Linked DNA regions of Homo sapiens: region 2 is linked to region 1. A link is a loop called in an ENCODE intact Hi-C map of the cell type or tissue named here. Cell type or tissue: HepG2. All regions are shown on one strand. Links, peaks and the distances in the headings refer to the core of each region. The heading gives the core; the rest is flanking DNA. Region 1 has its middle 41 kb from the start of LINC02242. Region 2 overlaps LOC124900990 (a long non-coding RNA gene).

Evidence for each region. Hi-C counts contacts between places; a loop is a spot of excess contacts. Peaks named below come from ENCODE experiments on the same cell type or tissue, not always from the same donor. Only the 100,000 strongest peaks of a DNase experiment are listed, where the experiment ranks them.
Region 2: it touches region 1 in a loop (18-fold over the local background); 1 of 110 quality-filtered maps calls a loop at or near these places.

Annotation. Positions count from the first base shown.
Region 1 is chr5:67,600,102-67,612,192 of GRCh38, forward strand. It overlaps the pseudogene RPL21P55. Among named protein-coding and RNA genes, the nearest start is that of LINC02242, 41 kb to the right of the region's middle. In HepG2, for the core only: no CTCF peak of the experiment used is centred there; DNase peaks (open chromatin) are centred at 5,910 and 6,310; H3K4me3 peaks cover 1,605 bases.
Region 2 is chr5:68,082,108-68,094,198 of GRCh38, forward strand. The region is part of intron 1 of LOC124900990 (a long non-coding RNA gene); the gene reads left to right. Among named protein-coding and RNA genes, the nearest start is that of LINC02219, 100 kb to the right of the region's middle. In HepG2, for the core only: no CTCF peak of the experiment used is centred there; no DNase peak of the experiment used is centred there.

The DNA.
Region 1 (12,091 bases), core at 3,218-8,217:
GAATTCACTCATGATTTGGCTGTTTGTCTGTTATTGGTGTATAAGAATGCTCATGATTTTTACACATTGATTTTGTATCCTAACACTTTGCTGAAGTTACTTATCAGCTTAAGGAGATTTTGGGCTGAGACAATGGGGTTTTCTAGATATACAATCATGTCATCTACAAACAGGGACAATTTGACTTCCTCTTTTCCTAATTCAGTACCCTTTATTTCTTTCTCCTGCCTAATTGCCCTGGCCAGAACTTCCAACACTATGTTGAATAGGAGTGGAGACAGAGGGAATCCCTGTCTTGTGCCAGTTTTCAAAGGGAATGCTTCCAGTTTTTACCCATTCAGTATGATATTGGCTGTGGGTTTGTCATAAATAGCTCTTATCATTTTGAGATACGTCCCATCAATACCTAATTTATTGAGAGCTTTTAGCATGAAGGGCTGTTGAATTTTGTCAAAGGCCTTTTCTGCATCTATTGAGATAATCATGTGGTTTTTGTCTTTGGTTCTGTTTATATGCTGGGTTACGTTTATTGATTTTCATATGTTGAACCAGCCTTGCATCCCAGGGATGAAGCCCACTTGATCATGGTGGATAAGCTTTTTGATGTGCTGCTGGATTTGGTTTGCCAGTATTTTATTGAGGATTTTTGCATCAATGTTCATCAGGGATATTGTTCTAAAATTCTCTTTTTTTGTTGTGTCTCTTCCAGGCTTAGGTATCAGGATGATGCTGGCCTCATAAAATGAGTTAGGGAGGATTCCCTCTTTTTCTATTGATTGGAACAGTTTCAGAAGGAATGGTACCAGCTCCTCCTCGTACCTCTGATAGAATTCGGTTGTGAATCCATCTGGTCCTGGACTTTTTTTGGTTGGTAGGCTATTAATTATTGCCTCAATTTCAGAGCCTGTTATTGGTCTATTCAGAGATTTAACTTCTTCCTGGTTTAGTATTAAGAGGGTGTATGTGTCCAGGAATTTATCCATTTCTTCTAGATTTTCTAGTTTATTTGCGTAGAAGTGTTTATAGTATTCTCTGATGGTAGTTTGTATTTCTGTGGGATCAGTTGGTGATACCCCATTTATCTTTTTTTATTGCATCTATTTGATTCATCTCTCTTTTCTTCTTTATTAGTCTTGCTAGTGGTCTATCAATTTTGTTGATCTTTTCAAAAAACCACCTCCTGGATTCATTGATTTTTCGAAGGGTTTTTTGTGTCTCTATCTCCTTCAGTTCTGCTCTGATCTTAGTTATTTCTTGCCTTCTGCTAGCTTTTGAATGTGTTTACTCTTGCTTCTCTAGTTCTTTTAATTGTGATGTTAGGGTGTCAATTTTAGATCTTTCCTGCTTTCTCTTGTGGGCACTTAGTGCAATAAATTTCCCTCTACACACTGCTTTGAATGTGTCCCAGAGAATCTGGTATGTTGTGTCTTTGTTCTCGTTGGTTTCAAAGAACATCTTTATTTCTGCCTTCATTTTGTTATGTGCCTAGTAGTCATTCAGGAGCAGGTTGTTCAGTTTCCATGTAGTTGAGTGGTTTTGAGTGAGTTTCTTAATCTGAGTTCTAGTTTGATTGTACTGTGGTCTGAGAGATAGTTTGTTGTAATTTCTATTCTTTTACATTTGCTGAGGAGTGCTTTACTTCCAAGCATGTGGTCAATTTTGGAATAAGTGGGATGTGGTGCTGACAAGAATATATATTCTGTTGCTTTGGTGGGGAGAGTTCTGTAGAAGTCTATTAGGTCCGCTTGGTGCAGAGCTGAGTTCAATTCCTGGATATCCTTGTTAACCTTCTGACTCATTGATCTGTGTAATGTTGACAGTGGGGTGTTAAAGTCTCCCATGATTACTGTGTTGGAGTCTAAGTCTCCTTGTATGTCTGTAAGGACTTGCTTTATGAATCTGGGTGCTCCTGTATTGGGTGCATATATATTTAGGATAGTTAGCTCTTCTTGTTGAATTGATCCTTTACCAGTATGTGATGGCCTTCTTTGTCTCTTTTGATCTTTGTTGGTTTAAAGTCTGCTTTATCAGAGACTAGGATTGCAACCCCTGCCTTTTTTAGTTTCCATTTTCTTGGTAGATCTTCCTCCATCCCTTTATTTTGAGCCTATGTGTGTCTCTGCACGTGAGATAGGTCTCCTGAATACAGCACACTGATGGGTCTTCACTCTTTATCCCATTTGCCAGTCTGTGTCTTTTATTGGAGGATTTAGCCCATTTACATTTAAGGTTAATATTGTTATGTGTGAATTTGATCCTGTCATTATGATGTTAGCTGGTTATTTTGCTCGTTAGTTGATGCGGTTTCTTCTTAGCATCCATGGTCTTTACAATTTGGCATGTTTTTGCTGTGGCTGGTACTGGTTGTTCCTTTCCATGTTTAGTGCTTCCTTCAGGAGCTCTTTTAGGGCAGGCCTGGTGGTGACAAAATCTCTCAGCATTTGCTTGTCTGTAAAGGATATTATTTCTCCTTTATTTATGAAGCTTAGTTTGGCTGGATATGAAATTCTGGGTTGAAAATTCTTTTCTTTAAGAATGTTGAATATTGGCCCCCACTCTCTTCTGGCTTGCAGATTTTCTGCTGAGAGATCAGCTGTTAGTCTGATGGGCTTCCCTTTGACGGTAACCCGACCTTTCTCTCTGGCTGCTCTTAACATTTTTTCCTTCATTTCAACTTTGGTGAATCTGACAATTATATGTCTTGGAATTGCTCTTCTCGAGGAGTATCTTTGTGGCATTCTCTGTATTTCCTGAATTTGAATGTTGGCCTGCCTTGCTAGGTTTGGGAAGTTCTCTTGGATAATAACCTTCAGAGTGTTTTCTAACTTGGTTCCATTCTCCCTGTCACTTTCAGGTACACCAATCAGACGTAAATTTGGTCTTTTCACATAGTCTTATATTTCTTGGAGGCTTTGTTCATTTCTTTTTACTCTTTTTTCTCTAAACTTCTCTTCTCACTTCATTTCATTCATCTGATCTTCCGTCGCTGAAACCCTTTCTTCCAGTTGATCGAATCGGCTACTGAGGATTGTGCATTCATCACATAGTTCTCGTGCCATGGTTTTCAGCTCCATCAGGTCATTTAAGGACTTCTCTACATTGATTATTCTAGTTAGCCATTCATCTAATCTTTTTTCAATGTTTTGAACTTCTTTGCCGTGGGTTCAAACTTCCTCCTTTAGCTCGGAGAAGTTTGATCGTCTGAAGCCTTCTTCTCTCAACTCGTCAAAGTCATTCTCCGTCCAGCTTTGTTCCGTTGCTGGCGAGGAGCTGCGTTCCTTTGCAGGGGGAGAGGCGCTCTGATTTTTAGAATTTTCAGCTTTTCTACTCTTTTTTTCCCCCATCTTTGTGGTTTTATCTACCTTTGGTCTTTGATAATGATGACGTATAAATGGGGTTTTGGTGTTGATGTCCTTTCTGTTTGTTAGTTTTCCTTCTAACAGTCAGGACCCTCAGCTGCAGTCTATTTGAGTTTGCTGGAGGTCCACTCCAGACCCTGTTTGCCTGGGTATCAGCAGCGGAGGCTGCAGAACAGCAAAAATTGCTGAACAGCAAATGTTGCTGCCTAATTGTTCCTCTGGAAGTTTCGTCTCAGAGTGGTACCTGGCCGTGTGAAGTGTCAGTCTGCCCCTACTTGGGGATGCCTCCCAGTTAGGCTACTCAGGTGTCAGAGACCCAGTGGAGGAGGCAGTCTTTCTCTTCTCAGATCTCAAACTCCATGCTGGGAGAACGACTACTCTATTCAAAGCTGTCAGACAGGGACATTTAAGTCTGCAGAGGTTTCTGCTGCCTATTGTTCAGCTATGCCCTGCCCCCAGAGGTGGAGTCTACAGAGGCAGGCAGGCCTCCTTGAGCTGCTGTGGTCTCCAACCAGTTTGAGCTTCCCAGCCGCTTTGTTTACCTACTCAAGCCTCAGCAATGGCAGGCGCTCCTCCCCCAGCCTCGCTGCCACCTTGCAGTTTGATCTCAGACTGCCGTGCTAGCAATGACCGAGGCTCTGTGGGTGTAGGACCCTCTGAGCCAGGCGCATGATATAATCTCCTGGTGTGCCATTTGCTAAGACCATTGGAAAAGTGCAGTATTTGGATGGGAGTGACCCGATTTTCTAGGTGCCACCTGTTACAGCTTTGCTTGGCTAGGAAAGGGAATTCCCTGACCCCTTGCACTTCCTGGGTGAGGCGATGCCTTGCCCTGCTTCAGCTCATGCTCAGTGCACTGCACCCACTGTCCTGCACCCACTGTCCGACAAGCCCGAGTGAGATGAACCCAGTACCTCAGTTGGAAATGCAGAAATCACCCATCTTCTGTGTCACTTATGCTGGGAGCTGTAGACTGGAGCTGTTCCTATTTGGCCATCTTGGAACTGCCCCGGTTTCCCCAATCTTGTAATTTAGGTCTTCCCATCTCTATCCCACTGAATTTCACCAAGAACATGGAGACTAACCATACTCACACAGAGACATCTGTCTTGGCCTGGTGGCCACAGTTACCATCCAGGGCATGTAACAGGCAGGTGGCCTTGGGGCTCTGAGGAGGTTGTAAGAACTCACTTTGTGGCAGTATGTGCCTTCCTCTTGCCCCTTCATGTGCAATTTTAAATGTCAGAAGCAGCAATAATTTGCTGTCAACAAACATCCCACACAGCTTTTGAACATAAGAAATAGATTACAGAGTTTTACAAAAGCAGGGATGTGTCAGCTGTAAATCTCAGCTACCACAGCATATGTACCAGAGTCGAGGATTTTGCAAGACACATGGCTACCTTTCTGAGAAGTTAGTGAATGGCTCTAACCAGGCACTGTGACCTTGCTGCATCAAGACCACAGCAGAGTGAGGGAGCTTTTCCTAGAGGGTTTAAAGCCCTTTTCATTTTTAATAAACCACACCTCAGTTTTCATCCCAGTGTCCTGCACACACACATTTTCCTTTGCCCTGTATGAACTTACCCCTTGGAGGCTTGAGGCCCTCTGGGATATGGGAGCAGCTTCCTTACTCGGGTGCCTCCCATCCATCTCTTTAACTTAGTGGTTCCCAACCAAGGGTAATTTTGCACCTGCGTTCCCCAGAAGATACTTGGTAATGTCTGGAGACTTGGTAATGTCTGGAGCAAACCCACAGCTGGAGGTTTGCTACTGGCATTAAGAGGGTAGAGATCAAGGATGCTGCTAAACACCCTGCACAGGACAGCCCCACAACAAAGAATTGTCTGGCCCAATGCATTAATAGTGCCAAGCTTATGAAACTGTGCCATCAGCAAGGACAGCCTCTTGGTCCACTGTTCATGGTCTATAATTCCATTCTGTTCTCCTCCACATCTGCTGTTTTGGAAGAGGAGTTCCCCTCCCTCATTATCCACCTTCTTGAACAACCACTTTCTGCCTCCAGAGCTTTGTTCCCTCCAACATTTCCCTTTCTCTTACATCCTGTATCATTCCTCCTCCAAGTCCTTGTTTTTTCTTTGTCTGTACATACGAACAAGGTTTTCCTAACTTAGAAACCCACAAAATTGATGTTAAGTTACTGGTGATTTTAAAAACCTTCTCTGAACCCTTTGAATACACCCTCTTTCTTTTCAACTGGAAAATTCCTCCTGTTAGTGGAAGTGTCATTGTTCCCTCTGTCCCTCCACTCCCACCCACCCGTTTTTTGTGCTGCTGCTTGTCCCTCGATCTCTTAAGTGGCCTTAGCTTACACTGCAGGCTTCTTGAGACATTCAGCGTGGTTGACCACTTGCTCTTTCATAAAGCTCTCCCCTTCCTTGGCTGCTATGTGTGCATTCAACTACTTTAAAGCTGTTCTGCTGTCTCTCTTTGATAATCATTAACTGACAATACAATGATAACATTTAGAAGGTTTTTTTTTTTTAACGAAGTTTTCTTGCCACATGGTGTTGATAACACAACTCCTAGCATCTGATGTGTGAATAGTGAATTGGCAATAGAGTTCGGGTATCACTAAAAATCTCTTTGAACATCTTTACAAATCACAAACTGCCATCCATCCTGCCTTTGAGCTTCAATTTCTACAACAAAATGCTGAGGTGAAAGTTGACTGTGGCAGCCTCTCTGTCTTTGACAGCTCCACTCCTTCCTCCCATGTGGTTGGCTCAGACTACACTGCCCCTGAGTTTTTGTTGACTAGCGTAGCTCCAATTTTTACTTTTGTATTTTTGCTTAACCTGTATCTATATACCCAACCATGTCTTTTCTCTTAGGATCATAGAACACATCTATATTCTCCTCTGAACTTACCGGTTTGATAAAGAAGGGAGGGATTCTCCCTTGAAATTATCTCATCTGACTAAACATTTGGCGTGAACTTTGGATTGTCACTGGCCTTTACAGCAGGGGTGGCCAGAGAGGTCTGCCCATTTGATCGATTCCTGCTGAGGTATGACTGCCAGGCTTTATGGAGTGCTCTTCAATCCCTCCAGGTGCTTTTCATTTTCAAAGATCTTCAGAAGCACCTTCCCTTCCTTTCTGATCCTTTGCTATTTGACAGTTTCTCTCAGAACTTCTGCATCTCCTTGCAGACTCCGTAGACTACATCTTGGGCTCCTTTGCACCTCTTGCAAGGTGTGGTGGACTGAAATATTCTTGCACCGTCTTTCTTTCTGCTGTCTTCTCCAGTGCTGTCACTGCTGTACTATGTTTGTGTTGGTGTTTGTGTGGACAGGCTGAGGTTTCTCTGAAGGGTCACAGTTTACTCTTCACTGGGACTAGAAAGGCAGATCAGTGTCTTTCAATGTCACTCTTCTAATGTTTCTAAAGCTTCCTTTCTGTCTACCTCCCTGTTGTATGCCCCTCTCTTCAAGTTTCCAGCACAGAATGGAGATGGGGAGGTTGAAATCTAGGCATCTTACTTCATTCTTGATTTTACTCTCTTCCCCACCCCCAACATCGCTCAGATTAGAAAAAGTGAGCTTCAGGGTTTTCTTTCTTTGTGTTTGTGCCTAACCTGGCATGGAGTAAGTGCAATAACCTTCACAGCCACCCTGGAGGTTGGGTTGATCCAGGCTATTCTAGCCCTTGGTGATTGAATACTTTCTTTTATGAATGCCTATAACACTTTGGGTCCATAATACTCAAAGATAATACATCATTGTATTGTTAATTATATCATTATGTCCACATCCTACCTCTAAACTTAGTCGCAAGAACTTTAAAGGTTGTAGCCTCTGTCTATAGTGTCATGGAAAGATATTTGGTCTTCGTCCTTAGTTTCTAGCATAGAGCTCCTAAAGTGCTTGGAATTTCCTGAGTGGTAAGTGTGGTAAGAGTGTCTCTTGTTCTAATGAAGTGACTCTTGGTAGGCCCCTAGATAGTTTCAGGATGAAGACTGGTTGCCAGAAAGACCAAAACGTGATTAGAGGGTTGGGACTTTCAGACCCACCTCCAATCTCCCAGAAGGGGAGAGGAGCTGGAGACTGAGTTAATTGCCCATAGCTAATGATTTAATTAGTCATACCTAGGTAATGAAGTCCCTATAAAAAGTCCTAAATGCTGGGGGTTCAGGAGCTTTCAGGTTGGTGAACACATCGATGTGCTAGAGGGTTGCATACCCGGAAAGAGCATGGAAGCTCACCTACAGCTCCCCACCCCCTATACCTTGTCCTATGCATCTCCTCCATTTGGCTATTCCTGTATTGTATCCTTTTTCATAAACTGGTAGATGTAAGTAAAGTGTGTTCCTGAGTTCTGTGATCCTTTCTAGTAAATTATTGAACCTGAGGAGGGGGCCATGGAAATGCCTGATTTATAGCTGGGTGCTCAGGGGTTCAAGAGACCTGGAACTTGAGGCTGGCATCCGAAATGGGGGAGGGAAGTCATGTGGGACTGAGCCAGTAACCTGGTAACCTGTGGTGTCTGCACCGACTCTAGGTAGGTAGTGTCAGAATGGGATAGAATTTTTGAATACCCGGTTTGTGCCTGGAGAATCAGAGAATCGGTTCCTCTGAGGAAAAAAATAACCAAAACCAAAACCAAAAGATCTCTCTCATTTGGTATTAAGAGGGCAGGAAGGTTGTGAGTAAAAACAGCTCACTGTCATATAGGTTTTACATTCCCAAGGCCTAGAAGTATGCCATGCCTTTCAGTAGTTTGAATAGACTCTCTGCTAGTGTGAGAGAACATGCTTTGAATCGCTGAGGGCAAGTTAGGGGAAGAACATTGTAGTCATTTTGAGTTGAAACTGAAGAAAAGAATCAGAAACTACTGGTCAAACGTTCTTCCCACATGGCATTCTTTCCCCCATGTTACTGAAGCCTCCTGCATTTCAAGTCAACATGCCTACCTATCTCAATTCCTCAGTAAATGGAGACCATGGAGCCTCAGATCATCATAGTATTCTCAGGTTCATTTGGCTTATGCAGACCATAGATGAGAGACTGGACCTCGATTTTGGGGGTCTCTAAATGTGATGTAGAAGAGGGGAAAAAGGGGAGGTAGTAGATGTCCTACTAAAGGGTAAGTAATGATCCCAAGCCATGATTATGAGTAAAACTCTATCTGATCTTTTCAGCCGGACCCACCGTCTTCTAGTAATTCACCAAAATGATGAACACAAAGGGAAAGAGGAGGCACGCAGTATGTGTGCTCTAGGCCTTTTAGAAAACACGGAGTTGCTCCTTTGGGCATGTATATGTGAATCTATGAGAAAGATGATATTGCAGACATCAAAGGAATGGGTACTTTTTGAAAAGGAATGCCCCACGAGTGTTATTACGGCAGAACTGGAAGGGTCTACAGTGTTCCCCAGCATGCTGTTGGCATTGTTGTAAACAAGTTAAGGGCAAGATTCTTGCCCAGAGAATAAATGGGTGTACTGAACACATTAAGCACTCTAAGAGCTGAGATAACTTCTTGAAATGTGTGAAGGAAAATGAGCATAAAAAGGAAGAAGCCAAAGAGAAAGGGACCTGGGTTCCACTGAAGGACCAGCCAGCTCCACCCAGAGAAGCACACTCTGTGAGAACCAATGGGAAGGAGCCTGAGCTGCTGGAACCTATTCCCTATGAGTTCATGGCATAATCGGAGTTAAAAAAAATAAAAGACCTCTGGACCGTAAAAATGTTACTCTTCATTGAGTAGAAGTGAAGTGTCCTCTCCCCCAAAGAAATATTTAAAGCAAATTTTAATTGTGTCCTAATTCATTATGTAATGTATTTACTATTCAAATTTAATATATTTCTTGCTGAAAGATGTGAGGTGTTTTACTGTGCAACAAATTACCCAATTGGTTAGAAAATGGCCAGATAGGCCGGGCGTGGTGGCTCACGCCTGTAATCCAGCACTTTGGGAGGCTGAGGCAGGTGGATCACAAGGTCAGGAGCTGGAGACCAGCCTGACCAACATGGTGAAACTCAGTCTCTACTAAAAATACAAAAATTAACCAGGTGTGGTGGTGCGTGCCTGTAATCCCACCTACTCAGGAGACCGAGGCAGGAGAATCGTTTGAACCCCGGAGGCGGAGGTTGCAGTGAGCCGAGATCATGCCACTGCACTCTAGCCTGGGACAGAGTGAGACTCCGTCTCAAAAAAAAAAAAAAAAAAAAGGGGGAAAACGGCCAGATATTATTTATGAAATATTTCTACTGGCTTGAAGATAGTCCCACTAAATCATCATGGAAGAAATAAAATAATTTACAAAAAAACTCAATCTGATATGGTAATTTACAATGAAACGCATCATTTGAAGATGATTACTGCTGTACACCTATTTTATATCCCTAGTTTATGATAAAACCCTTTTTAAAAGTTGTCAGCTAGTGATGCATTCAGAAACCTACTCACTCCCTCCTCTCCAGGCTCTGAGTGCATTGCAGTGAAGACATAATACCCAGCATCTGATGTGTGTCTAATAAATTAGCAGTGAGCTGGATGTCACTTGAAATCTCCTCCCATGGGGACCAAGTGAGCCACAGATTATCTCCACCATTCGTTTATCATTCATATACTTTGCTTTCATTTTCCAAAGAGTAAAATGTGGAGATAAGTAGTCCTATCTGTTTACTGGGACACGGAAGACAAATATTCCCTCTTTTTTTCTCCTTGCTTCTACCACACAGCTATATGTTTCCATGAGGTCTCTCTAGCTAATTCAGCAGAAATTTCATGGATGAAAGGAAGGTAGGTAGATAAAGGTAACTGGATTTAGAATAAGTAATTGCATTTCACTGACTCCTCAGAGTCCCCCTCTGTCTATTGGATCCAAATGGAATATACACTATGAATTCATTAGCAACTCCACATGGTGGCCACCTGTTGCAGATACAGCAATTGGCTCACTCAACTCCATTCCAACCCCCATGTAACAGATTTTGCATCAGGCGGTGCTGTGGTTTCCAGAACAGCCGCTTCAGCATCATCTAAGCACTTGTTAGACACCTAAGTATTTCTTCAAATTCTTAGGCTCCACACCTACTGGATCAGAAATTCTAGGTGTGGGACTTAGCAATCTGTGTTTTAACAAACTCTCCAACACACCACAGTTGGAGAACTGCTGTCCATCTTTGTAGCTCAAAGTGTAATCTGCATCAGCATCGGCACTGCCTGAGAGCTTGTTAAAAATGCGTAATCTTGGGTCCTAACTTGCACCAACCAAAAAATGCAGATTCTGCATTTTTACAAAATACCAGGGTCATTCATGAATACAATAAATTTGGAGAAGCCATGCCTTGCATCTCTGGTTTAGCACTGGCTACACATGAGATTCACCTGCAGTGTTTTTTAAAAAGCAAATATACCGAATCCCCAGTGATTTCGATATGCTTGTTATGAGGTATAGCCTCAGTGTTTGGATTCTGAAAGCTCCCCAGGAAGTTCTAATTTACAGCAAAGTTTGAGAACCACTCACATGTCATGCTAAAGACCAGGAACTAAATATAATATTTTCCAGCTAACTTAGGTCTTCCTTCAAGTATATGTATCTGAGCATGATTTGCAAAGCATACATGAAGAAGAGTATGACACCAGTCATGGTTTTTCTGAAGCAGCATTTCAGGGGTGCCAAGCTTCATCTCCAGCTTCACAGGCATCAAGAGGTGGGGCATTGGTTGTTCTGGGGTGGATCTCAGCAGAGGAGTGGTGGAACTAGATCTTGCAGTTGGGAAAGAGGTTCAATGATTTCCTGAGTCCCTGATGACATGACAATGGAGATAGCAGTTCTCCTGGTGGGCAGGTTCGGCTGTGTTTTTCTACAAGTCATCCATGCAGTCAGCCCAGAGCCCTCCTACCCATTTTGTTAGCATTTAATTTCTTTTAAATACTTTGCCTCTTAAAACAGCTAGAGTGATTTTGCTATCTGCACTGAACTCTGCCTGATCCATCTATGTAAAGTATAAATTCATGTCCATGCCTATCATTCATTGTTCACAAAGTGACTGAATTGAGCTGAATTAGTTATGAGCCCTTTTCATAAGCATTTGATTTGTATCATCAGAAACAAAAATTAGTCATAAGGAGACTACCATGCAATCAAAAGTTATGATCTTAGTTAAGAACAGCTTTTTGTCTAAATCTTATCCCCACCCTTTTCATCAGTACACATCTTCCCCAGGCTCAAGTGTTCAAGTCATATTTGTGATGATTATAAAATATTGTGTACTGATACTTGCCCTGTCCAAATCTTAAAAGGCCATCCCATTTAGAGACACATGGGTGATTCCTTCACTGTCTGGTAAGAAACTTCATAAAATGATATTTTCCCACTTATTTCGGGTGTTAAAAAACCAAGCGTGATTTTTGCATATAATTTCACATATCTGCTTTTATATTCATGAAAGAAAGAGACCTAAATTTGGTTAAAAAATATATATTTTATTTTCAAATGATGCTTTTTGATTGCTAAACTCGTTTACATTAGTTGTCCAATTTCTCAAGAGTCTTTTCTGTGCACGAACAGTAACAAGGGCTTTTGGTGTCAGGAACTGATGGCACAGCCAGAGGGCAGATAGGAAGATGGAAAGCAGAGAAAAGGAAAGAGTAGTAAGGAGACTGAGGAGAAGGAAAGGCCCAGCAAGATCAAAGCTGCCACAGATTCCTTGCACATGGGAGATAGGCGTTAGCTATGGGCACCCTACCCTGCATGTTAA
Region 2 (12,091 bases), core at 2,820-7,819, 480 kb after region 1:
TCTCAAAAAAAAAAAAAAAAAAAGAAAGAAAGAAAGAAATGAAAGTCTTACCTGGCCAGGTGTGGTGGCTTGTGCCTGTAATCCCAGCACTCTGGGGGGTCAAGGCAAGTGGATCGCTTGAGGCCAGGAGTTCAAGACCAGCCTGGCCAACATGGTGAAACCCTGCCTCTACTAAAAACACAAGAAAAAATGAGCCAGGCATGGTGGCAGATGTCTGTAATCCCAGCTACTCGGGAGGCTAAGGTGGGAGAATCGCTTGAACCTGAGAGGCAAAGATTGCAGTGAGCCCAGGTCACACCACAGCACTCCAGCTGGGGTGACAGAGCGAGACTCCATCTCAAAAAAAGAAAAGAAATAAATGAAAATCTTAACTTATGGAAACACCTTTTAGTTGAAAATTATTGATGTAAAATTAAAGTTTTGTCATTAATGAGATGAAATAATTCAACATAAATTTATTGGTAGATCCAGAATGTAGGTTATCAGTTTGAAAATAGAACAAACTAGCCTGGGCAGGTGGCTTACGTCTGTAATCCCAGCACTTTGGGTGACCAAGCCAGGCGGATCACCTGAGGTCAGGAGTTCAAGACCAGCCTGGCCAACATGGTGAAACCCTGTCTTTACTAAAAACACAAAAATTAGCCCAGCATGGTGGCACGCACCTGCAGTCCCAGCTACTTGGGAGGCTGAGGTAGAAGAATCGCTTGAGCCCAGGAGGCAGAGGTTGCAGTGAGACGAGATCACACCACTGCATTCCAGCCTGGGTGACAGGGCGAGACTCTGTCTCAAAAAAAAAAAAAGAAAAAGAAAATAGAACAAACAATCACAGGTAACTAGAGAAGCTTTCCAACTTACTAAATTTTACTTGAAATCCTTTTAGGATATCAAAAAGCCAAACTACATGTATTTAATACATTTGTAAATACAAAAATAAATGCAGGTGCTGAAATCAGCAGACATGGGTTTGTCTTTCATATTATCAAAAATTTAGTCCTTTATTATTAAAATGAAAATATAAAATTCAGGATTTTTCATTGTGAACTCAAAGACCCAGGAGAATATGTCCATAGACCTTGGAATGAGATAAATCTAGCTTGAGAAACAACCAAATTTACTGGAGTTGAAAGGAGCCCTTACAAAATACCTAGGGATTGATGGGTTGACAGGTGCAGCAAACCAGCATGGCACATGTTTACCTATGTAACAAACCTGCACATCTGGGGTACATCTTGCACATGTACCCCAGAACTTAAAATAAAAATTACAAAAAAACCCAAAAATTACCTAGGGAAGACTAGACCATCTTGGCCAACCTCCTCTCCTCAACTTGAAATGGAAGACTAGGGATCTGAAGAGCTTAAATGATTGGTCGGTGACAGATATGGGTCTCCAGATTCCAATTTCATGACCCTTCCCACTACATCAACACTTGCCAACTTGTCTTACATTTCATGATGTTGCATCCCATTAATACTTTGAATACACAAAGCCCGCTAATGCTCAGAAAATATTTTTATAATATTTGGTCATATTCATTGACCAAAGAAAAATCCTGCAAAATGGTAGCACTTCAATTTATTTAAATGATTCTTTAATGAATATCCATTTAGGAGGACTCTATTTATTAATTACATCTGTATAAACTAACACTTTGTTTTATTTTTTGTAAGATTACTTCTTTCCAGTTTCTAAGATTGCCTGGGGTTTATAAGTGTGTTCAAATCTCCACTATCCTAAAGGGATGCTGTGGTCTAAATGTGTTCTTCCAAAATTCACATGTTGAAATTTCATCACCAGTGTGATAGTATTGAGAGGTGGGGCCTTGACTCAGGGAGAAAGGGTGGGAAGGAGGGGAGGGATAAAAGACTACAAATGGGGTGCAGTGTATACTGCTTGGGTCATGGGTGCACCCAAATCTCACAAATCACCACTAAAGCACTTACCCATGTAACCATACACCACCTGTTCCCCAATAACCTACAGATATAAAAAATTAATTAATTAATTTTAAAAAAAGATAGCAATGGGGCTTTTAGAAGGTGATTAGGTCATGAGGGCTCCACCTTCGTGAATGAGATTCATGCCCATATAAAAGAGGCTTCACAGAGCATTGGTCCCTTTTGCTCTTCCATCTTTTCTGCCCTGTGAGGACACAGCAACAAGGCGCCATCTTGGAAGCAGAGAGGGCGTTTTCACCAGACATCAGATTTTCTGTTGCTTTAATCTTGGACCTCCCAGCCTCCAGAACTGTAAGAAATAAATTTCTGTTGTTTGTAAATTACCCAGTCCAAGGCCTTCTGTTATAGCAGCAGGAAAAGATTGAGACAAGGACCTCCCTTAACATTATTCCTACTCAAATTGTTCCCTCCCCCTCCCTCTGTGTCATCCAAGGTTTTTGAAAATGAAATAGAAAATTAATGTCTCCATTTGCTAACTTCCCATTCTCTCAGTAGCCCATGTAAGTGGTGTAAGGGAGCTTCTCTGTTCTTCTGTTTTCACTACTCCATTGAAATTGTCCCCTCAAAGGCCACACTGGTATCCTAATTGCCACATCTAGTGAGCTTGTTATGTATTATTGTACTTCACCTTTCCAAAGGGCACTTCCCTCTTAAAACTCTTCATCCATGGCTTTCTTGATGCTTGTCTTTACTTTGTCCATCTGCTCCTCTGATTTGCACTTTCTTTGTGTTACCTGATTTCTCTTCCCAACTTCATGAATATTGATATTCCTTAGGATTGTATCATTATTCTTTTTTCTTCCTTATTGAATGTCATCCCAATGATGGTTTCATGTGGACCCATCTTTTAATAATGCGTAAATGTGTCCCTTTAATCCATCTTTTTTCTCAGGTCCAGAGAAGTATTTCTAGAAAACATAAACATTTAAGAGATAAGCATGGGATTCTAGGTCTGCAAAAAAAGCTGGGGTTGTAATTACAATATTTATATTTAATCATAGTATTCCATATAGAAATACAAAAATATTTTTTATATGGAAAAGGAAAGAGGAAATGAAGGAAGAGAGAGTTTCAAGGAGGCAATAGTCAACTGTTTCAAATGCTACAGTCACGTCGAATAAGATAATAATGGAAGTATTCTTTAGTCTTAGCTACTTGGAGGTTACTGGAATCTTGGCAAGAGCAATTTGGTATCAAATCCAAATAAAAATTTGTTGAGGAGTGACTTAGAAGAGAAGAAATACAGACTGTGAATGTAGAAAATCTCCAGCAACTTAACTGTGGAAAAAAGGAGAGTTTATGATCTGAGGGGAACCTAGGGTCTGAGGAAGGGTATGCTTTATTGGTTAAGAAGGAGCCAGGACAGAGAAGGGGCAAAAGATAGGAGCGAAGGGAAGCCACATGCCTGACCAGATATTGTGAACTAATGAGTCTTAGGCAGGAAAAGAGGTACCTCTTTCATTGGCTAGGAGGAATGAACTTGAGGGTGGTTGTACTTCTTGTTGACTGAGGGAGCAGCCAAGTATTCCAAAAAGTTCACATCAAATAGTTTTTTTTTGTTCTATTCAAAAATTGCAAAATAAGAGGTGAGGTCTCCTTCTGATGTTCATAGAAAACATGATGAGAGATTTGAGGAGAGTTGATATTAAAGAAGGAACTGACAGCCTTCCATAATTTATGTTCTTATCTGTCCAACACCCTGCTGCTAGAGAGACATTTCTGAAATGTGGATCCAATCATGATGATTTTTGGCTCCCAGGTTCCCACAAGATAAATTCCTATCCATAACTTGTTCTGTACAGCCTTCCACAGTGCAGCTCCCACTAATCTCAAGCCTCATCAGCACCCCCTCCACCCCAGCTTCCAGCATCACCGTTATTCAAACATGGTACATGCCAGAACTCCCTGCCTAGAATTCCTTTAACCTCACTTCTCTGCCCAAAAACCTCCATCCACCCTGCAAAATTCAGTTTAAGAGTTTCTTCCGGTCAGGCGTGGTGGGTAATCCCAGCACTTTGAGAGGTCAAGGAAGAATTGCTTGAGGCCTGGAGTTTGAGACCAGTGTGGGCAACGTAGGGAGACTCTGTCTCTATAAAAAATTCAAATTTTAACATTCTTGTTCTTTTCAAAAGAAGTATCTTCTTACTCTGGATATATCTTACTTTTTCTAACCTGTTTTCTCTGTATACTGATTTTATTTATTTATGCACTGATTTATTTTTACTCTGTCACTCTTAGGTATTTTTGTATGGTGTTTCAAATCCCCTTGAGGGATATGTTTCTTCCATTAATTTAATTAACTAGCCAATGAATATGTATTCTGCAAAATATAGTGTATAACTTTAAGGAGCTCCAAGGAAACAGGCAGCCATAATTCAATGTAACCTGTGCTATAAAGAAAGATGGACAAAGCTGCCACAGGCTTGGAGTGGAGAGAGTAGTAGTGAATGGGGATGGGAGTAAAGGAGGCCACTGAAGGCTTCCTATATGCATGCTCATGCTTCTGTCCCTCTCACAAGGAGTTTCATGGTGAGTTCCATGAAGTCTAGGGCAGTGCCTTGTCCAACAGGGTGTCCCCGGGTTGCAGCATATTGACTATTACGTTGTGCCTGCTCTACAAGGTTAAACAGATGCTCGTATTGAGGAAGCAATTGTATAGCTTCCTACTTTCGGGATCTTATAGACTCCTGTTACAATTATTTTCAGCCGGAAAGATTAATTATTCTTTCTAACGTGTTGCCACTTCTTAAAATATCTGTTCACGGTTATTGAGAGGTGAAAACAAAAAAAAAAACCTTTTTGATGCCATTGGAAAGTCCAGTCATTACTGCTCTCAGCGCGGCCATCTGTTTATTGCTCTGTTCCGTGAATCCCTGACTCAGCTTCTCCTCTATCACGAGGGCCCTGCCAAGAGCAAATTCCTCTTCTGCACTCACCACCAAGGATTCGGCTTCTTCCTTCCTTCAATTCTTTTGTCTGTGCTAATCATTTGTTGTTAAGTTGCCTGAAAAGAAATGGATGTGATCATTGTATAGGACTTTTTTTTTTTAATAAAAAGAAAGAACGAAAAGGCTCTGCTTTCTCCTTGCACATCACTGTTTGGTGCTCAATCTAGCATGACTTCTGCTTTGTATATTTGGGTTGCTAAACAAGAGAGTCATTGTTATCCGCTTAATTTGAAATCATGATTTTTCTATGAAGCATTCTAATCTCAGCTTTACCAGCAGATGGGCTTACACCTAAAATAAGACTAGCTTCTCGCCTACCCATTTTGTCTGTTTAAATCCTTTTTATAGGAGTATGAAAGGCTAGGGGTTGAAATTTTCACATGTTCTGTGACTACTTGTTGCAGAAGTTTCCAGACTTGAAATATGCAGCTGTAAAATATTCAATTGCAAAGGCTGCAACACCTAGTCCCACAGCTATCAACATCTTGCCAGCCCCTGGAAATGTCTACATCAGGTCTGGTGGTCCCAGGCCTGTCTTACCTGTATTAGTACAGTGGCTCGTGATGGTTCTAGATTCCATCTTGTACTTCAGGTGGGAGTCATACTTTCTCCTGCCATAAAGCCCTCTTTCTTTCAGATCATTCAAATCTTTCAGATTGTTTGTGTATTCTCTTTTCCTCCCAAGACTAATTTCTAGCAACAAGCAACTGTTATGTTAAAATTCCTTTTATCAAATAGGAGTACATTTGGAATAGTGATATTCTTTGGAATAGCAATATAGCAATAGGAGTCCATTTGGAATAGCAATGGTGAGGAGGTGAGAGTCCAGAACTCCTAATAGAGTTACAGTAGACAGTCCCTGAGGAAGGTGGGTTCAGTCAACTGCAGAGTTGTTATTTTGTTTCCATGATATGGATATGCAACTTTGGGGTTGAAATGAATGTCTCAGGACAACAGAAAAGAAGTTAGAGCTGCCGCCTTCTTGGCTCTTCTCCCAGGTAGCCTTAAGCCTTTCTTCTAAATAAGTGTTTAGCAAATACTTTAACACTGTTTGAAGAGGTGCCAAATGATTAGCCTCTCCAGAGAACCGAATGTCCTGGTTCCCTTGCTTGCTAGTAACAGATAGCTCAGAATTCAGCACCTAAAACTAGCCTGTGTTGCATTTTCTCTAGGGGTCTCTCTTGTCATTGAACAGAACACAGACTCATTGGTCACATCTTTGATGACATGTACCCCTACCAAAGTTTTCTCGAGTGTTCCCTCTTTTGATTGACACTATTTCTGAGAAAGATTTCATTGTGAGCTCTCCTCCCAAACATGCTAAATAAAACAGATGTGCACCCTTTTGGGGTTCCCCTCCATATGACCTCCTTTTTCAGAGAAGGGCCCCATTTTCTCTGGGTGGAAGGTTGTAAACATATGGAATTCATTACTAGAAGCAGTGGTTCAGGCTGTTTCCGAACCCTAAGCCAGTTCCCTTACCATGACAAAACATTCCCCACAATCTCATCATGACTCATTTTTATCTTTAAATAACCTCTGGTGTGGAAAATTGTCAAGGTTTTTGAAAAGTTTAAGAAATGATGTCCGCATGCTTATTGACCCGCTCAGAGAATTCTAGTAGATAAAGCCTGTTGTCTCCTAACAGAAATCATTGTCTATGTTTGCTGAATAGTCCATGACTGCCCTGGAACTTACAAAGGTGAATTTATTTAAATCCTAATGTGTGTTCATCATTGTGCTCAACTCTAGGAGGGGAGAGAAAGAAGTATAAAGGCATGGTCTTTGGTACTAAACACCTTGAAATCAAGTCAGATGGATTAAAAGAAGTCACAAAATGATTAGCAAACAAGAAGATACATAAATGTGGTGGTGACTAACACTATAAAAGGAGTTCAGAAAATAAAGAAACAAGTGTATTAGAAGAAGAAGGACAAATCTTCAGAGAGAAGAGAGCCCTCAAGTTGAGTCTTGAAACCTAAGTAGGCTTTATAGAGACAGAGCAAAGGGAAGACTGCAGAGAGCTTCCAGGCATTCCAGAAATAAAAGGGAAATAGCATGAGAGAAGACTCAGAAGTAGGATTGTCTGGTCGCAGCAAACATGTAAAGGAGTCTGAGAAGTTCAGGATGAAACTAAGGAAAGCCTAGAACAGCAAGCCAGAATAGTGAGAACTTGATATGATACACAATAAATAGTTTTGAAAGGGCTTTAAGCATATTTAGGAATTTAGTATTACAAAGAAAAGAAGGTGTTTGGAAGTGAGAAATGGAAGCAGTTTATTGAAGGACTATCAAGACAAGCCAAAACTGAGAGTTTTTGTTTTGTTTTGTTTTTTTGTTTTGTTTTTTAATTTATGACCAGGCATGGTGGCTCATGCCTATAATCTCAGCACTTTGGGAGGCCAAGGAAGAAGGATCACTTGGGCCCAGGAGTTCAAGACCACCCTAGGCAATATAGTCAGAACCTATCTCTACAAAAAAAAAAAAAAAAAAAAAAAAAAAGTCAGGTGTGGTGGCACACACCTGTGGTCTCAGCTACTCAGGAGACTGAGGCAGGAGGATTGCGTGAGCCCATGTGGTTGAGGCTGCAGTGATTGTGCTGCTACACTCCAGCCTGGGCAACAGAGTGAGACCCTGTCTCAAAAATATATATATATATATTAGGATAGACTGAACATGAATGAAGACAAGTGAAAGAGCACAAGGAAAACTTGAAGGTAGAAAGAATAGTAATAATGGATGTGGAGTTCTAAAGGAATGACTACTGTTATTAAAATCTGTACTAGTTTCCTGGGACTGTCATAACAAAATGTCACAAACTAAGTGGCTTTAAATGACAGAATTCATTCTCTCCCAGTTCTGGAGGTTCTAAGTCTAAAACCAAGGTGTTGGCAGGGCTGTGTTCTCTCTGTGGGCCCTAAGGAGGAAACCCTTCCTTGCCTCTTTTGGCTTCTGGTGGTGGTTGGCAATCCTCAGCATTCCTTGGCTTGTAGCAGCATCACTCCAGTCTCTGCCTCCATCTTCACATGGGCTACATCCCACCATGTCCTGTGACTCTGTATGTCCTCTCCTCTTCTTGCAAGAATGGTAATCACTTTGGACTTAGGACGCACCTTAGTCCAGTATATTGCTTCTTAACTAATTACATCAGCAAAGATCCTATTTCCAAATAAAGTCACATTCTGAAGTTCCAGGTGGACTTGAATTTCAGGGGATTACGATTCAATCCAGAAAGTATATGAAGGGGTTAACCTTATAGGACCTCAAGGGAAGAGTCTCTCCCTCCAGGATTCTAGGGGAAATGAGAGGCGATTCAGGGCCAGTGAGTGTGAGAGTGAGAAGAGAGTCTGATCATCTGTAAAGCAGAACAGGCTTCCATTGAGAGGGGACTATGGTTATGGGAAGCAGAAATAGCAGTTTAAGAGGAAAGGGGGCCTGGAGGAGTCACAGTAGAGAGTAAAGGAGAGAGGCACAAAGGATCAATGAGTTCCCAGTGTCAGAGTGGGTCTGGAGGCTATGCGTGTTCAATGAATCAGGTCATCACAATATTTTTACTTCCTCTTATCCTGTTTTTATTTTTTTATTTTTAATAGATTTTATCTTTTAGAGCAGTTTTAGGTTCACAGCAAAATTGAGCAGAAAGTACAGAGTTCCCATGTGCCCTCTGCCCACCCCCCACACACTTAGCCTCCCCCAGTATCAACACCCCCCGCCATGGTATATGGTATGTTTGTTACAGTCTATGAACTTACATGACACATCATTCACCCAAAGTCCATGGTTTATATTAGGGTTGACTCTGTGTTGTACATTCTACAAGTGTTGACAAATATATAATGAATTTTTTTTTTTTTTTTGAGACGGAGTCTCGCTGTGTCACCCAGGCTGGAGTGCAGTGGCACAATCTCGGCTCACTGCAAGCTCTGTCTCCTGGGTTCATGCCATTCTCCTGCCTCAGCCTCCCAAATAGCTGGGACTACAGGCGCCCACCACCACGCCCGAATAATTTTTTTTTTTTTTTAATAGAGATAGGGTTTCACTGTGTTGGCCAGGATGGTCTTGATCTCCTGACCTCGTGATCCGCCCACCTCAGCCTCCCAAAGTGCTGGGATTACAGGTGTGAGCCACCGCGCCTGGCCTATAATGACTATTTTAAAATTTTGTTAATCCACCAGTTTTTCAGTTACGAGAGTTAGTCTTAGTCTGTAATTCCCATAGTATTTTCTGGAGCATTTCTTGTGTACAAGGGTCACATTGGTTTTAGGGAATAACAGATGTCACATTTTGGCCAGCAGATCCACAGAAGTACACTTGAGTCCTTCAAATTTTCTGACAAAATGCTAGTCGGTGAAAATGACCTTCTTTAGGCAAATACATTTGTATGAAAAAAAAAAAAAACTAAAGTACATGGATAGTTTTTTTTTCTCAAATAGGGTTTTAATCTAAACAGGGTACCCCAGTTTATTGTATGTATCTACTCTGGAAATTCAGTGGTTCATATTTGGAGAAATATATTTTATTTTTTAAGTAAAAAATGCAAATTCAATTCAAAAACACAATATTTTTCACGCATACACACTCACATACACCAGATAATTCTGAAGGATTTAACTGAGCTCCTAAAAAATAAAACGGGGCTACATGGTACTTAATTGAATTATTTTTATAAAATTTGATAATGATATCTTGAAAAGGGTTGGGAGGGTACTTTAATTTTTTTTTTTAATGTCTAACTTCTGTTTCTAGGGTCAGAGCTCCACTCAGCTGACCTATTGATTCATGGAGAGAAAACTATAAGAACCAAAATGTAGATTCACAGTGTAACCCTACTGCAGGAATTGTCTTCAAACATTGTACCCATGGAAAGAGCAGGGCCTTTGGAGCCAGAAAGCCTGAGTTAGAATCTAGACTTATTTATTTATTGAATTGATATCTCACTTAAATTATTTGCATTTATGCCATCATATAGGATTGAAATTTAATCTAAATTTTGATTCTGAATTTTTGCTTAAGGCATCTTCACCAAGTTAAAAGTATGATGTAGCATTTGAGGGTCACTTGTATTTTTAAAAATGTTTTACTTTGAAATAAAATGTAATCCCTGAGCAACTCTGCACCTGCATGACCCTGGGAGTGAGGGTGTCTCTAAATTTTGCATCCAATGAGCTCCATCCAAGAGACAGCCTTGTCCTAGTCTTGTGTGGAAAGGAGACAAAAGCAGGAACGGGCAAACGGAAAAGTCAGGCTGTCATGCAGATCTCAATGAAATCCTTGGCCAATCCCATGGCAGTCCTGAAGCGAGAAAGGAAATGGCTTTTCAGCACAGGCTCCTGCTGTCCAGAGCTCAGGCCAGGTCTTCCAGTCCTAAATCAGTCATTGGATTTGCACTGGACAAGGCAGCTCTCTGAAGCTGAGGCAATCCCTGTAAGGACTAAAGTCACCTGTGGCAGCCCTATCAGCAGCCATCAGCAGGTTATTCATTGAAGGGAGACCTGGGCAGGACTTCACAGCATCCTTTACACTATCTTATTTATTTATTAATTTATGTCTTTATCGTAGTTATTATCTAGAATGTTAGCTTTTTTTTTTTTTTTTTTGAGACAGAGTTTCACTCTTTGCCCAGGCTGGAGTGCAATGGCGAGATCTCGGCTCACTGCAACCTCCACCTCCCGGGTCAAGCGATTCTCCTGCCTCAGCCTCCCAAGTAGCTGGGATTACAGGCACCTGCCACCATGCCCGGCTAATTTTTTTTTTTTTTTTTTTTGTATTTTTAGTAGACACGGGATTTCACCATGTTGGCCAGGGAGGTCTCGATCTCTGGACCTCGTGATCCGCCTGCCTTGGCCTCCCAAAGTGCTGGGATTACAGGCGTGAGCCACTGAGCCCGGCCTGCTTCTTGAGGGCAGGGATTTTGATCTCTTTTGTTCACTACTATATCCTCAAACTTGATAGTTCCTGATACACGGTGGATACAAGATAAATATCTAAGAATATTCCAAATTCCTTTATGTACTGGCTCAAAGAGGGAAGGGAATTCATTTTCCCCAGCCGCTGGCCAAACTCTCAACTCAGAACTAAAATGAGTTCTCTAATGGGCCAATTCTCAAGCTTGAAAACTCATGTTTCCTATTCAGAAACATAAATATCTCATATTTTTTATAAACTGTATATTATAAAATCATTTAAATGTTTTACAATAATTTTACTTAACTATTAATTACATATATTTTTAAATTACTCTCCCCTCATCCTGTTTCTGATAACTTGAGGGTGGTGGAGGGAGGCTGACCTCACTCCCTTCAACTCCTCACTGAAGTCACGAATCCTGTCCCACCCTTTCACTAGGGGAGTGAGGAGACGGGGAAGTAAAGTACTTGGCAGAGAACACATCTTGTGAAGCAAAGGCCAGCAGGAACCCAGGCCATTCACCATCTCCTTGCCTGTATAATAGCCAAGCTTGGTTTGGAATTCCCAATCAGTCCCAGCAAATCATCACCATTTTTCACAGCTATTTTTGCATTGTTTCAGGAATATTCAGACAGCTGTTGTTGGTATTTTAAAGCCTCCCATGGCAGTGGGGACACCAGTTCTCCTGACGGTGTTGTGTAAATTCACTAGAACAGCTGGTTCACCCATGTTTTCCTCGTGATACTTTTGAATATAAACTAGCTGGAACAGGTTGACCCAGCTGTTGGTTCCTATTACTGGCACACAAAGGTAAAGCCACACCAAATAACTAGGTCACTGTTGAATCCACTCTGCCATCACTATCTGCCAAACACCTATCCCTGGACCCAAATTCAAGTTGTCCTGAAAGTCGTCAGAACTAAACTTTAAAAAAACCTCATGAGTTGTGTACTTTATTGCATGCATTTTTATATGTATATAAAGTGAGGTTTAAATAAAATCTATGGATTAACTGCCTATGTCACATGTAAGCACTAAGAACAAATGGAAAACCACATGTCATTTGAGTGGAGAGCCTAGATTTCTTGCACCAAATAGGAGTAGACATTTATTTCAACTTGAAAAAGCTCCCACTTCCACCACCTTTGATCCCAAGGACTAACATTTGATGGTTTTGATATTTCCAGGGATTTCTCCATGTACTTATTTTTTACATTAACAGGCTTCAGTAATAATTTTTTTCTTGTTAATTCAGCTGATCCTGGACTCAAAGGAAAA